Linked DNA regions of Homo sapiens: regions 1, 2 and 4 are each linked to region 3. The links are chromatin contacts, found by Hi-C in ENCODE. All regions are on one chromosome and are shown on one strand. Each heading gives the region's core, a stretch centred on a gene start or an enhancer-like site at or near the end of the contact. The rest is flanking DNA. Distances are from core to core; before and after follow the strand shown.

The links. A loop is a pair of places that touch in the nucleus more often than their neighbours do. Pooled maps may share reads with other maps.
Region 1: a loop to region 3 is called in a map of B cell, with 24 times the contacts of the local background. The contact joins the promoter of CAHM here to the promoter of RPS6KA2 in region 3. A Hi-C loop is called at or near these places in 3 of 168 maps with a recorded cell type or tissue (B cell, CD8-positive, alpha-beta T cell and naive thymus-derived CD4-positive, alpha-beta T cell), 1 of 37 single-sample maps with no recorded cell type and 11 of 50 pooled maps.
Region 2: a loop to region 3 is called in a map of naive thymus-derived CD4-positive, alpha-beta T cell, with 23 times the contacts of the local background. The contact joins the promoter of PRKN here to the promoter of RPS6KA2 in region 3. A Hi-C loop is called at or near these places in 1 of 168 maps with a recorded cell type or tissue (naive thymus-derived CD4-positive, alpha-beta T cell), 1 of 37 single-sample maps with no recorded cell type and 9 of 50 pooled maps.
Region 4: a map of CD8-positive, alpha-beta T cell shows a loop between it and region 3 (7-fold over the local background). The contact joins the promoter of C6orf120 here to the promoter of RPS6KA2 in region 3. A Hi-C loop is called at or near these places in 1 of 168 maps with a recorded cell type or tissue (CD8-positive, alpha-beta T cell), 1 of 37 single-sample maps with no recorded cell type and 11 of 50 pooled maps.

The regions. Positions count from the first base shown.
Region 1 is chr6:163,412,658-163,415,357 of GRCh38, forward strand. CAHM (colon adenocarcinoma hypermethylated) reads right to left here and starts at 1,293. Exons shown (of 1, transcript NR_037593.1): 1 at 408-1,293. It overlaps QKI (QKI, KH domain containing RNA binding), which reads left to right and starts at 2,061. Exons shown (of 8, transcript NM_006775.3): 1 at 2,061-2,678. The coding sequence starts at 2,537. It overlaps LOC124901234 (basic proline-rich protein-like), which reads left to right. Exons shown (of 4, transcript XM_047419614.1): 2 at 1-1,428; 3 at 1,592-2,011; 4 at 2,308-2,519. The coding sequence starts at 549. The coding sequence ends at 2,519. RefSeq lists silencers at 700-1,479, 1,570-2,389, 2,640-2,689 and enhancers at 1,313-1,965, 1,966-2,619.
Region 2 is chr6:162,726,457-162,729,156 of GRCh38, forward strand. It overlaps PRKN (parkin RBR E3 ubiquitin protein ligase), which reads right to left and starts at 1,310. Exons shown (of 12, transcript NM_004562.3): 1 at 1,206-1,310. The coding sequence starts at 1,212. It overlaps PACRG (parkin coregulated), which reads left to right and starts at 1,518. Exons shown (of 5, transcript NM_001080379.2): 1 at 1,518-1,935. The coding sequence starts at 1,780. RefSeq lists silencers at 888-1,427, 917-1,138.
Region 3 is chr6:166,625,899-166,628,598 of GRCh38, forward strand. It overlaps RPS6KA2 (ribosomal protein S6 kinase A2), which reads right to left and starts at 1,353. Exons shown (of 21, transcript NM_021135.6): 1 at 1,023-1,353. The coding sequence starts at 1,121. RefSeq lists silencers at 1,223-1,572, 1,633-1,802, 2,053-2,112.
Region 4 is chr6:169,700,788-169,703,487 of GRCh38, forward strand. C6orf120 (chromosome 6 open reading frame 120) reads left to right here and starts at 1,339. Exons shown (of 1, transcript NM_001029863.3): 1 at 1,339-2,700. The coding sequence starts at 1,673. The coding sequence ends at 2,248. WDR27 (WD repeat domain 27) reads right to left here and starts at 1,242. Exons shown (of 26, transcript NM_182552.5): 1 at 764-1,242. RefSeq lists enhancers at 796-875, 1,196-1,285 and a silencer at 1,336-1,705.

The DNA.
Region 1 (2,700 bases), core at 43-2,542, 3.2 Mb before region 3:
AAGTTACTATTCCCTGCATTTAGAAAGTTCATCTTTAAACAGGCAATTCAGTAAGTAAATATTCTATGGCTCTAAAACAGATACGGCTGTTGGAGACTTTAAAACATCTGACAGTTACATTTTTAATGTTGTCTACCAAGGCTATTACATTTCCTCTGTCAAAGTAACTTAATTTTAAAAACGAACTCTGTGCTTGTTAAACGAAAAGGCCAGAAGGCTACTGGCTACTCAGCGTTCATTTGAAATTCTTATAGTGCCTTCAGTACAATTCAAACTTAGAGGTGATTCTCACAATTCATGTGAAGCAACATTTTACAAAAAAAATCACCTACGTTCACTGTTAAGTCAGAAGACAGAATGATTAACAAAATCTCAGCCGCGAATTACTCTCACGATGGCCAACTGGATATTAAATAACTCTGCATTATTTTAATGGAATGTTATAAAGGATTTGCAACAAAATGCAGACGTAGATTTAGGGACTGCCGACTTCTATAGATCAAGGACTTCATTGGTGCAGCTGAGGAAATTCTTCCAAACAAGTCTAAATGTTGGAAATCCACCAAACTGCAGAGAAAGACCTCTTGCCTCCGTATTCTTTCTTCATCTGTAAAAATGTTGACTTCTGCTTTTCAGACTACGCGCACAGCCTCTTTATTTCCTACTGCGGCTTCATTCCCTCACGGAACACTGACGCCATCGCGAAGGAAGCATTTCGAGCACGACTGACGCTCCCCTTATTATTTGCTAAGCCGCTGCGCTCGGGTCTGGCTACGATTTGCTTTCAGAATAACGGGAAGGTGCAACAAGATCGCTTCCCTAGAGGCGCGTCGCCCGCGTGGCCCGGACCCCCCACGCCCGCCCGCCGCCCCGTGGGTGCGCACGCGTGTCCGCGCAGGCTTCCCGCCTGGCGAGTGCAAGGCTCCTCTCCGCCGTGCTGCTTTCCAGCCTCTCAGCAAATCACGAACACCGAAAGAAGCCACGGCGGCGACGGGAGGGGCGTCGCGCGTGCTTCCCTCGGCGACAAAGCGGGAGCCGGGCGCGCCGGCCGAGGGCGCCCGGCGCAGAGTCCCGCAGAGGCGGACGCCGCGGCACGCGCCTCGAAAAGCCTCAAACTCTTATCCTCGGCTCTCCCGCCCCACCTCCGCCCCGCAGCCAAGACCCGCGCCGTGGCGGGCCCGACGGCCAAGGAAAGCCCACCAGCCCTCCGCACCGTGGGCGACGGGCCAAGACCCGGCCCTAAACGGCCAGACCCAGCCCCTAGTCGGCTGCCGCCCCCGCCCCACGCAGGCGCGCTCCGGGGCCCTCCCCTCCCCCACCGCGCGCTCGCGGGGCCCGACGGGGGCGGAGCGACCCTCGGAAGGGGCGTGGCGACCGGGCTCGACGCGCGCACGCGCTCTGGAGCCCCACGGCTACGTGTCGGGCCACGTGATGCCCACCCCGAAAGTCCCCCGTGAAGCAACAGGACGTTAAAAAAAAATTTCTCTTCTGCGGGGTGGATAAGAGGTTCTGAAAAAACTATAGTAACGGGAGGCGAGGCGGAGGCAGCGCTGGCGCGTCCCGCTGGAATTCCTCTCGCCTGCCGCGCCAGCCCCGACCGCGCCCGCAGCCCCACCCGCCCCGTGCCGTGGAAAGCCCCGCGCCCCCCCCGCGGCCGTCGGCCCCGCAGCCCACACCCACCCGCCCCGGGCGCCCCGCACGGCGGCGACCCAGTCCTTGCGCCCAGGCCCGCCGAGCGCCGCAGTCCGTCACACTCCCGTTGCCCCCGTCGCCCGCCCCGCCGGGGAGGCAGGGAGGAGGGGGCGCGGCGCCGGCGGCTGCCCCGGTCGCGGGGCGGCGGGCAGCAGGCAGCGGGAGCGCGCCGGCCGGGACCCGCTAACGGCCGCCCTGCGCGGCCCCGCCCGCCGCCCGCCCCCGGCCCTCCCCGCGCCGCTGCCCCTCCCCCCGCCGCCGCCGCTGCTGCCGCCGCCGCTGGCAGCGCCGCCTGAACTGAGGCGAACTCCGCCGCCAAGTGAGTGAGGAGGAGGAGGAGGAGAAGGAGGAGGAGGAAGAGGAGGAGCGCAGTCGGAGCGCGGCGGCAGCGGCAGAGGCGCCGCGGCGGGGACCAGCCCAGAGAGACCCCCCGAGCCCGCGGCACAGGCGGCGGCGGCGCTGAGCGGGCTCGACCAGCCGAGCGAGCGGCGGCCCCGGCTCCTCCTCGTCCGGCGCCAGCAGCCCGCGCCCCGCGCCCGCACTCGGCCAGCCGAGACCCGCCTCCCGCCCGCCCGCCGGCCTCGTGAGGGACGCGCCGAGCCGGGCGGCCGAGAGCGGCGGCGGCTGGGAGCGCGTCGGGCCCGGGCGGAAAGTGCCTGCGGGGGGCGGGCGAGCGCGCGGTGCCGGCCGCCCCGGGGCTCGGCGCGGGAGCCAGAGCGGGAGCCGGCGCGGAGCGGGACGCCGGGTCCCGAGCGGCCCGCGGCCGGGGCTCGCCCCCGCCCCTCCCTCCTCTCCGGCGGCGGCGGCGGCGGCGGCGGGCGGAGTGAGCTGCGGAGCCTGGAATATGGTCGGGGAAATGGAAACGAAGGAGAAGCCGAAGCCCACCCCAGATTACCTGATGCAGCTGATGAACGACAAGAAGCTCATGAGCAGCCTGCCCAACTTCTGCGGGATCTTCAACCACCTCGAGCGGCTGCTGGACGAAGGTGAGCGTCTCCAGGGCCCCGG
Region 2 (2,700 bases), core at 60-2,559, 3.9 Mb before region 3:
TTTCAAGTCATTCACCAAAAGTCAGACCATGCTAGAAAGGGAAGAAAAGTTGGACAACATTCTTGTTTTACCACAAAGACCATGCCAGTTAGCTGGCTTGATTCTCCCACTGATGGGGAGAATGTTTACATTTTAACAATAACTTCACAAATAAACAGATGTAAGAAGTGTTTTCAGTGCATAAAGATCATATACTTTATAAATCCACCTCTCATCTTTCTTCTGGACAGACCACATCTGACTTCGAACGTACTTACTGCAATCAAAAGTGTTTTGTAAAGGACCCTCCTCAGGAATAAACAAGCTCACTAAACCCTCCATACATAACCTGGAGAAACCTCCACAATAATGAAACCCCATCTAGCACTGTTTTTCAAACATATGGTGCATTTCCATTAATTTTCAGGGATAGCCCCTAAAGTAACTTTTGGCTCAACAACCCTGGAAGAGAGGACCTTTGCTCATCTTACACATCAAGTGTTCATGAACAACTCTGATGCCACTAAGTTTCGTTCACAAACTTGCACCTCGGTCGTTCTTTTACAAAAAAAAAAAAGAAAGGTTATTTTGCAAAAGGCAATAGATTTAATCTTGGCTACTATTTACTCTTAATGTTTCTTTCATCTCAGCCCTCCAATGAGAAGTTTAAAAGGAAACATCCGAGGGAGCAAGTTTAGATCTATCTGGAGGAGTTTCTGTGGAGCCAGCCACCCTCACCAGGTGCCTTCCATTAGAGTTTAATGCTTTGCTGCGGTTTCCTGAAAGAGCCCCACAGAGAGTGGGTCTCGATGGGTCCTGAACCGCACCACAACCGGCCAGTGAGGTGAGGGGCGAAGGTGAGGGGCGGCGGCGGGGCGAAGGTGAGGGGCGGCGGCGGGGAGAAGGCTTCGGGACCCCACACGGTCCGGGGGACCGCGAACGAGGAGCGGGGGTGCGGGGCCGCCTGGCGTCCCCGTCGAGGCGGTCTTCATGAGAACGCTCAGAGCAGGGGCGGGCAGGCGAGGGCTTCGAACGCACACACTGGGGCCCCGGACCCGCGTCGCTGAGCTGGGGAGCCCGGCGGCGCGGGCCGGGGACGGCACGGGCACTTTGGCCCCGTCATTGACAGTTGGCACCGGGGGTCCTGGTCGGCCGAGGCGGGGCGTGGCGCCATACCGGGGCGTGGGGCGGCGCAGAGAGGCTGTACCTGGCAGGTACCCACGTACCTATCATGGTCACTGGGTAGGTGGCGGCTGCGGGCCAGGAACAGGCCCATGCGCGCAGCGGCGCCAGCCGCGCCTCCCACCAGCGGCTCTCCTGGGTTAAATCCTCCAGGCCTCCCCGCCCCCGCGCCCGGCCCTAGGAATGCGCACGCGCGGAGGGCGCGGCCCAGGGCCTGCTGGGAGTCGTAGTTCTAACGCGTAGTTTCTCCTCACGCCTCCTGCCCCCAGCCCCCCACCGCCGCCCTTTCCGGCTTCAGGCCCAGCAATCTTACGTCACCGGGGGGCGGGGCTATGCGCCCGCCGTGTTGACCAGTCGCTTAGCAACCGGGAGGCTTACCTTTGGAAGCTTGTTGCAGCTCTAGCCAAGGTCCTGCCCTCTTCCCGCCCCGCCCCTAGGGTCCAGCTCCCTTCACCTAGGAGCTGCCAAACATCTGGATCAACCTGGGCACTACGAGGGGTTGAATTTCTACCATTATCGCGCCTTTTGATATTTTTTTCCAGACCTCCTGCTCACATCCGTAAAGCCCACTGATTCTTTTACTACACTTTTTATGAGAACAAGACATTTTCTAGGAAGATGGTGGCAGAAAAAGAGACCCTGAGCTTAAACAAATGCCCAGACAAGATGCCGAAGAGGACCAAGCTGCTGGCACAACAGCCGCTCCCGGTGCACCAGCCTCACTCTCTGGTTTCTGAGGGTTTCACAGTCAAAGCCATGATGAAAAACTCAGTCGTAAGTGATCTTCCTGAATTAAATGCACTCGCTCTGAATCAGGGGACACGAGATTTACAGAGGTTGGCCAGCCTTAGGATGGACTCTGAGCCATGTCCTGGGTGGTCTTTGCCAAAAAAGGCAGTTACTTGGCAAGTAGCAAACGGTGCCCCACAGTGTGTGGGGGGCAGGCTAGGTTGTTAGAATCTTGGGCAAGTGATGTACTCTGCCCATTTATAAGCACCTTCCTGATAACTTATGGTTTCTGGACCGCCCAAAATTACTCTTAAGCTATTTACACGAGGAAAAAAGATCCCCTTTACTTACTAATTCCTAACTAGCCCCACTCAGCAAAGGGCCTTATAGAAGGTGAGTTCTTAGAAATCATAAACTCTTGCAAAATTTAACATGAGCTGATATACAACCGGGAACATAAACTCATGAAATAATCTATAATGAGAAATTTCTTCACTTCAACCTAGGAAATTTTAGAATATCCTAGCATTTGCTCTAACAACACTTGTCTCTTACAAAATGATGTCATCTTCTTAGAGTACTGAAAGCCAACTTAATATGAACACTGTTTCCTGACAGGCCTTTTAAGATGATGTGCTTTAAACAATACAAGCTTTAGCTCATATATCTCTGCTACTAATACAATTCATATTTCATCTCTATTATTTGTAGTAATAAAAATAAAATATTCTAAGTATCATTAGAGAAAAAAGATTAAAAATATATACAAATATTTTAGCTGTCTGCATGATAGTATATATTTTTTAAACC
Region 3 (2,700 bases), core at 103-2,602:
ATTCCTCAGGTCTCTCAATGGTTACAGAACCCATGTCTGTGTCTAATATCATGGCAGCTGGGACAAAGAAAACCAAGATGAAACATTTGAGATTGTTCCAGCTGAAACAAACCAACCAAAACCCCACAGGTGCCAGCCTTGAGGCAAAGGCGGGACAGTGTCAGGCGAAATCTTTGGGTCCCAGCCTCAGTCTCCCCATCACCATGTCTTTTTCACTTAAACACGTTTCACTGTTTTGTCATCTATAGATTCAACAATGTGATTTGGACACTGGGAATAAGAGAATAAGATTTGATGGTTGAAATAAAACACACCACGAGAGAACCGTCCACAAGGAAACTCTAAGATGCCAAGATGCGGGACAGGTAGAAAGGACAGGGCTTTGGGAGTACTCTGGGTTTTCAGGACGAATCTGTATCAGCCTCGGCGCTGCGAGGATATTGCATCAGGCTCTTTACTCCTGAACGCCGTTTTAGACGCCTAAGCAGATTGTGCTGCTGCCTGTTCTTCCCCGTTCTGTGAATTCTACACTGACTTCAAGTGCACGAATGAGCTACAAGATAAGGTGGAACCTGCCGGCCGGGCACGGCAGACAGCACCTGATCAGCGCCTCGGAGGGCGGAGCTGGGGGGCTTCTCCACTCGGGACTTTGAGGGACCCCCGCGGAGCGCTCCGCGCCACTCGGCGGTCTAGCTGCAGAGAAAGCCCCTCCTCACCCGGGGCTCCCTGTGGCCCACAGGGGACCATCCCACACCCCGTGCAGCCAGCGGCGGAGAAACCAGCTGGAAATGCAGTGGGGGTGGAGTTGCCCCCGCGAGGACCCACGGACCGCCCAATTACTACGGAGTCCCAGCGATAACGTTTGGAGCCGTTTGGTTCGATTTTCGGAACCGGACCAGCTTTCCAGTAACTTGAACTCCCTGACGGGTCTCGGGGTCCACCCAGGGGTGGCGAGGCGGGCTCGGGCGACCACGGCCCGCTCAGTGCCCGGCACCTGCGCGCCCCGAGGGCGGCCGCATTACCTCGAGCCGGCTCAGGCTGGAGCTCTTGGAGCGCGACTTCCTGCGCAGGTACACAGAGAAGAACCTGCGCACGGCGAACTTCTTCATGCTCAGGTCCATCGCCCCGCGCCCAGCCCGGAGCAGCCGCAGGGCCGGGGGACGCGCATCCCCGGCATCCCAGGCGCGGGGCTCAGGTCCGCGGGCGGGCACGCGTGGCCAGGGAGCCCGGCACGGCGGCCATGGGCGCGGGGCGTGGGGCGCGAGCTGCGGTCACAAAGGGCAGGCCGCGCCGGCCACCGCGGCCGGGGCCACAATCGCTCCCTCCGCCTCCTTCTCCGCCTCCCCTGCGAGTACCAGCGCCGGCCACGCGCCACGCCTACACCACGCCCACCACCACTACCACCAATCAGCGCCCGCCGCTCCGCGCCCCGGCACGCACACCTCCTCCTCCTCCGCCCCGCCCCGCCACTACGGCCAATCAGCGCTCACCACCCCTCCCGTTCCCACCCACCACCAGCACTGCCAATGAGAGCCCACCGCCCCGCCCGGGAGAGCCCCGCCTCTGCCGATACCTCCAATCATCAGCGCCGCCCTGTGGTTCCAGGTGCCCATCCCTCCTCCTCTTTCTACTCCTTCCTACAAGAACCAGCTCCGTGCAGCCCCGCCCCCACGCGGTTCCGCCCACGGCCCCGCCCACAGCACTGCCCGCCAATCAGTGCCCGCAGCCGCCGCATACCTAATGAGCCTCGGCCCGGGACAGCTCCCGGCCCGGGCGAGTTGTGCAGCTGCTCCGGAGCCGCGCAGTCGCGGGCGTTCCTGTCACGCAACTTCGGCCCGGCTGCTCTTTCTTCCAGCTTGGGGCCGTCATTATGTTTTCCTTCCTTAAAACATCCCTATGCACACTTTGTCATCATGTTTTTCTCTGCCGAACCAAACTTTAATTGTTGATCAGCAAACGCAGCCAAAACCTCAGCGGCACAGCGAGCGAGGGACCGCCGCCTGCCAGCGGGCCCTGCAGCTCGGCCAGGAGCCGCCCTCCGCGGAACCGGCGCCTTCCCTCCGCCGGAGCGGACAAAGGCGCCCGAGGGCGGGGGCTCAGGCAGCCCTCGGGGCGCCTCCCTCCCGCGGCTGCAGAACAAAGACGCATCCGCCCTCCGCAGCCGGTCCCGCTCTAGGAAACGTCTACACAGATGGCTTATCAGGGCCCGCGCTGGGAATACCCGGGCGGGGTGACCTGGGTCTAGGGCAAGGCCCTCAGACCCGCTGCTGGCGGCAGCGCCGCTCGGGATCCGCCTTAAAGGGAAACACTTTTTTCTTTTTTTTCCTAGAAATGCTCACCAAGGGCTGCAGCAGGGCCGAGAATGCGGGCTCACGACCCCGTGCAGCCTGCTCTGTTTTCCTCTTGTGCACGTGTTGAGTTTGTATTTAAAAACAGGGAGAAACCGAGCCCATTGACATAGCACCATCACCACCTGCAAAGAGCAGAAACGAGTGCGGTGGTGAGTTGACAAGTCTTGCTTGCTCTTTTGCAGTGCGAACTGCAAAATCCTCGCGTTGTTTTGCTCCCTGGACTAGTCAGATGTTGCGTTAATACTTGTGTAGTCTATTTTGGCTAAGGTGGGTAGAGAGGTCAGAATGTCCTTAAATAAGAGCTTTAAAGTCATGCTGCATCCGGGCTGAGGTGAGGTCAGATAGGCTC
Region 4 (2,700 bases), core at 89-2,588, 3.1 Mb after region 3:
AAAACATTTAAACAATGCAGAAATAATAAAGTTTTTTATCCCTACCTCCTCTCCCTGCTGTGCCAACCCTAGGGGATAATCAATGTCACAGGATATCCCCAGGAATATCCATGTACATACATGCACAGAACAAGTCAGGGAAAATAAACTAAATTTATTATTTTAGTGAGATTCTAGTGCACCTAACACTAGGTAAGCACTTCAGGAAAAGGCAGTGACAAGTGATTGCTAAAGATACCATAGTCTTAAAGTTAAGTCAGTAAACACAAGATAGTAATCCCAGATAAACTGGAAGCTGTAGAGTTAATACTCCTTTACTGGTACAGAGCAGTGTGTGTAAATTGTAGAAAATTTAGAAATACATAAAAAGATGAAAACTCTACTACTCGAGGAGTACCACTGATAAAATCCTGTGCATTTCCGTTTTTTTAATGTACATACGAATATTTTTAAAAAGAGAAAATTACTCCCTTCTGATTAGAAAAGATCGAAATTTTTCTCTTTTAGTGATAATCAAGTCAGAAACTTGCTGTTTGGCTCGAGTTAGGAAAACCTAGCCTGGTAGTTACCACGCAGGTTGAAAGGCCAGTGGGGCATAATTAACGAGCCCTCAGGGTCCACGCTCCCGCCCTCGGAGCTCAGAACCGACGGGAGGTGCAGGAGGCCGGGCATTTCTACAGCCCTGGTTCGTTCCTAAACTACTGAATCTTTTAAAGAGATCTGAGTGCTCCTTATACACAGCTGCTTTAATTAAAATAACCACCTGAGCCCTTTTCCTCCGAACTCCACATGCGCTCAGTTCTCAAAGCGCCGATCTCAAGCGGCCGCCCGGATGCTCCGGCCCGACTTGTGCCCCGAATTCCCCTGGAGACCCTCGCACTAGCACGGCGTCAGGAGGAGGCTTCGGGTGACGAGACAGCGGGCAACGGCTCTGGTCCAGAGCGCGCGTGTCCGCCGTTGGAAGCGGTCACGGCGGAACCCTCAAATCGCCCCCTTTCCTAGAGACCTCAGCGGAGCCGCGAGCAACCGCGCAGCCCCCGCGCTCCAGCCCTGCGCCCTAGGCACACGCCCCAGAGCAGCAGCTCGGGTTCGGCGCCGACTCCGCGCCGAGACCAGCCCGCTAGGGGAGGACTCACAGCACCCAGCTCCCAGGAGGGCACGCAGAGGACTACCGAGCCACACTCCGCCCCACGCTCGCCGCTATGGTTACTTGCCAGCCGACCCACGCGAGCCGCTATGGTTACTAGCCCGCCGCCCCTCGCGCCCACGCCCCTTTCGCTATCTCGCGACAGCTGGAGAAGCCTCGCTTCCGGCCGGCTCACTTACGGACCTAGCGTCACTTCCGCCTCCGGCGAGGCTCCGGCCTCGGGTCCGGATGTATAAAGCGCGGCCCCCTGCGGGGAGTGGTGGTGAGTCCGAGGGTGCCACAGCGGCCCTGCCCCTGCCCCTGCCCCTGCCCTGAGTGGGCGCCGCGCTACGGGGGAGGGGTTAACCCACCCCTCCTCCCCGGGGCCTCACGCGGGTGGGAAGGGACAGTCCCAGCGACAGACCAGGCGCCTGGACGCGCCGTGGACCCGCGTGCGGACGGCGGGGACAGGCTCCGGTGCTGAGCGCCTCCGGTGTCCCCAGCAGCACTGACCCACTTGCAGGCCCCGGAGCTGAGCCGCCAGCCATGGCCGCTCCCCGCGGGAGGGCCGCGCCCTGGACGACGGCCCTGCTGCTGCTCCTAGCCTCGCAGGTCCTGTCTCCGGGAAGCTGCGCGGACGAGGAGGAGGTCCCCGAGGAGTGGGTGCTCCTGCACGTCGTCCAGGGCCAGATAGGCGCCGGGAACTACAGCTACCTGCGGCTGAACCACGAGGGCAAGATAGTCCTCAGGATGCGCAGCCTCAAGGGAGATGCGGATCTGTACGTCTCCGCCAGCAGCCTGCACCCCAGCTTCGACGACTACGAGCTGCAATCGGCCACCTGCGGCCCGGACGCCGTGTCCATCCCCGCGCACTTCCGGCGCCCAGTGGGCATCGGCGTCTATGGACACCCCTCCCACCTGGAGAGCGAGTTCGAGATGAAGGTGTACTACGACGGCACGGTCGAGCAGCACCCGTTCGGCGAGGCCGCCTACCCCGCCGACGGCGCAGATGCCGGCCAGAAGCACGCTGGTGCCCCGGAAGACGCCTCGCAAGAGGAGGAATCTGTTCTCTGGACGATATTAATTAGCATTTTGAAACTGGTACTTGAAATTCTCTTTTGAGTCGTTGACCACACTCTGGGATATAAAACCCTCCATCTGTGAAGCTGATTGCAGTTTGCTGTGAACCTTGCTACTTGTACTTGGTTGAAGTTCTAGGTACCTTTAGTCAAGGGATGGAAAAATAAAGCCATACGCAGTTTTGTTACCTCAGTTACCCCAAAAATAGGAAAAGCAGCAAGCACAGTATTTTAAAGATCATAATTCCTATAAAAGGACTGTGCACAAAGTGTTTAGACTCCATTTTCATTAGGCAGGTTGACTAAAAATGATTGCAGTAACAGGTTTATATAAAATAGAGCAACCTTTCATGCTGTGACACAAATCAAAAGGTTGATAACTTTGTAATTTTACTCTGGAGATTCTAACCGAAGTTGGTGTAAGTTTTCAAGAGTTACTAAAATCAAGTTGGAAATGATTTACGTACACTTCCCTGAGCCTGGACTAAAGCCTCA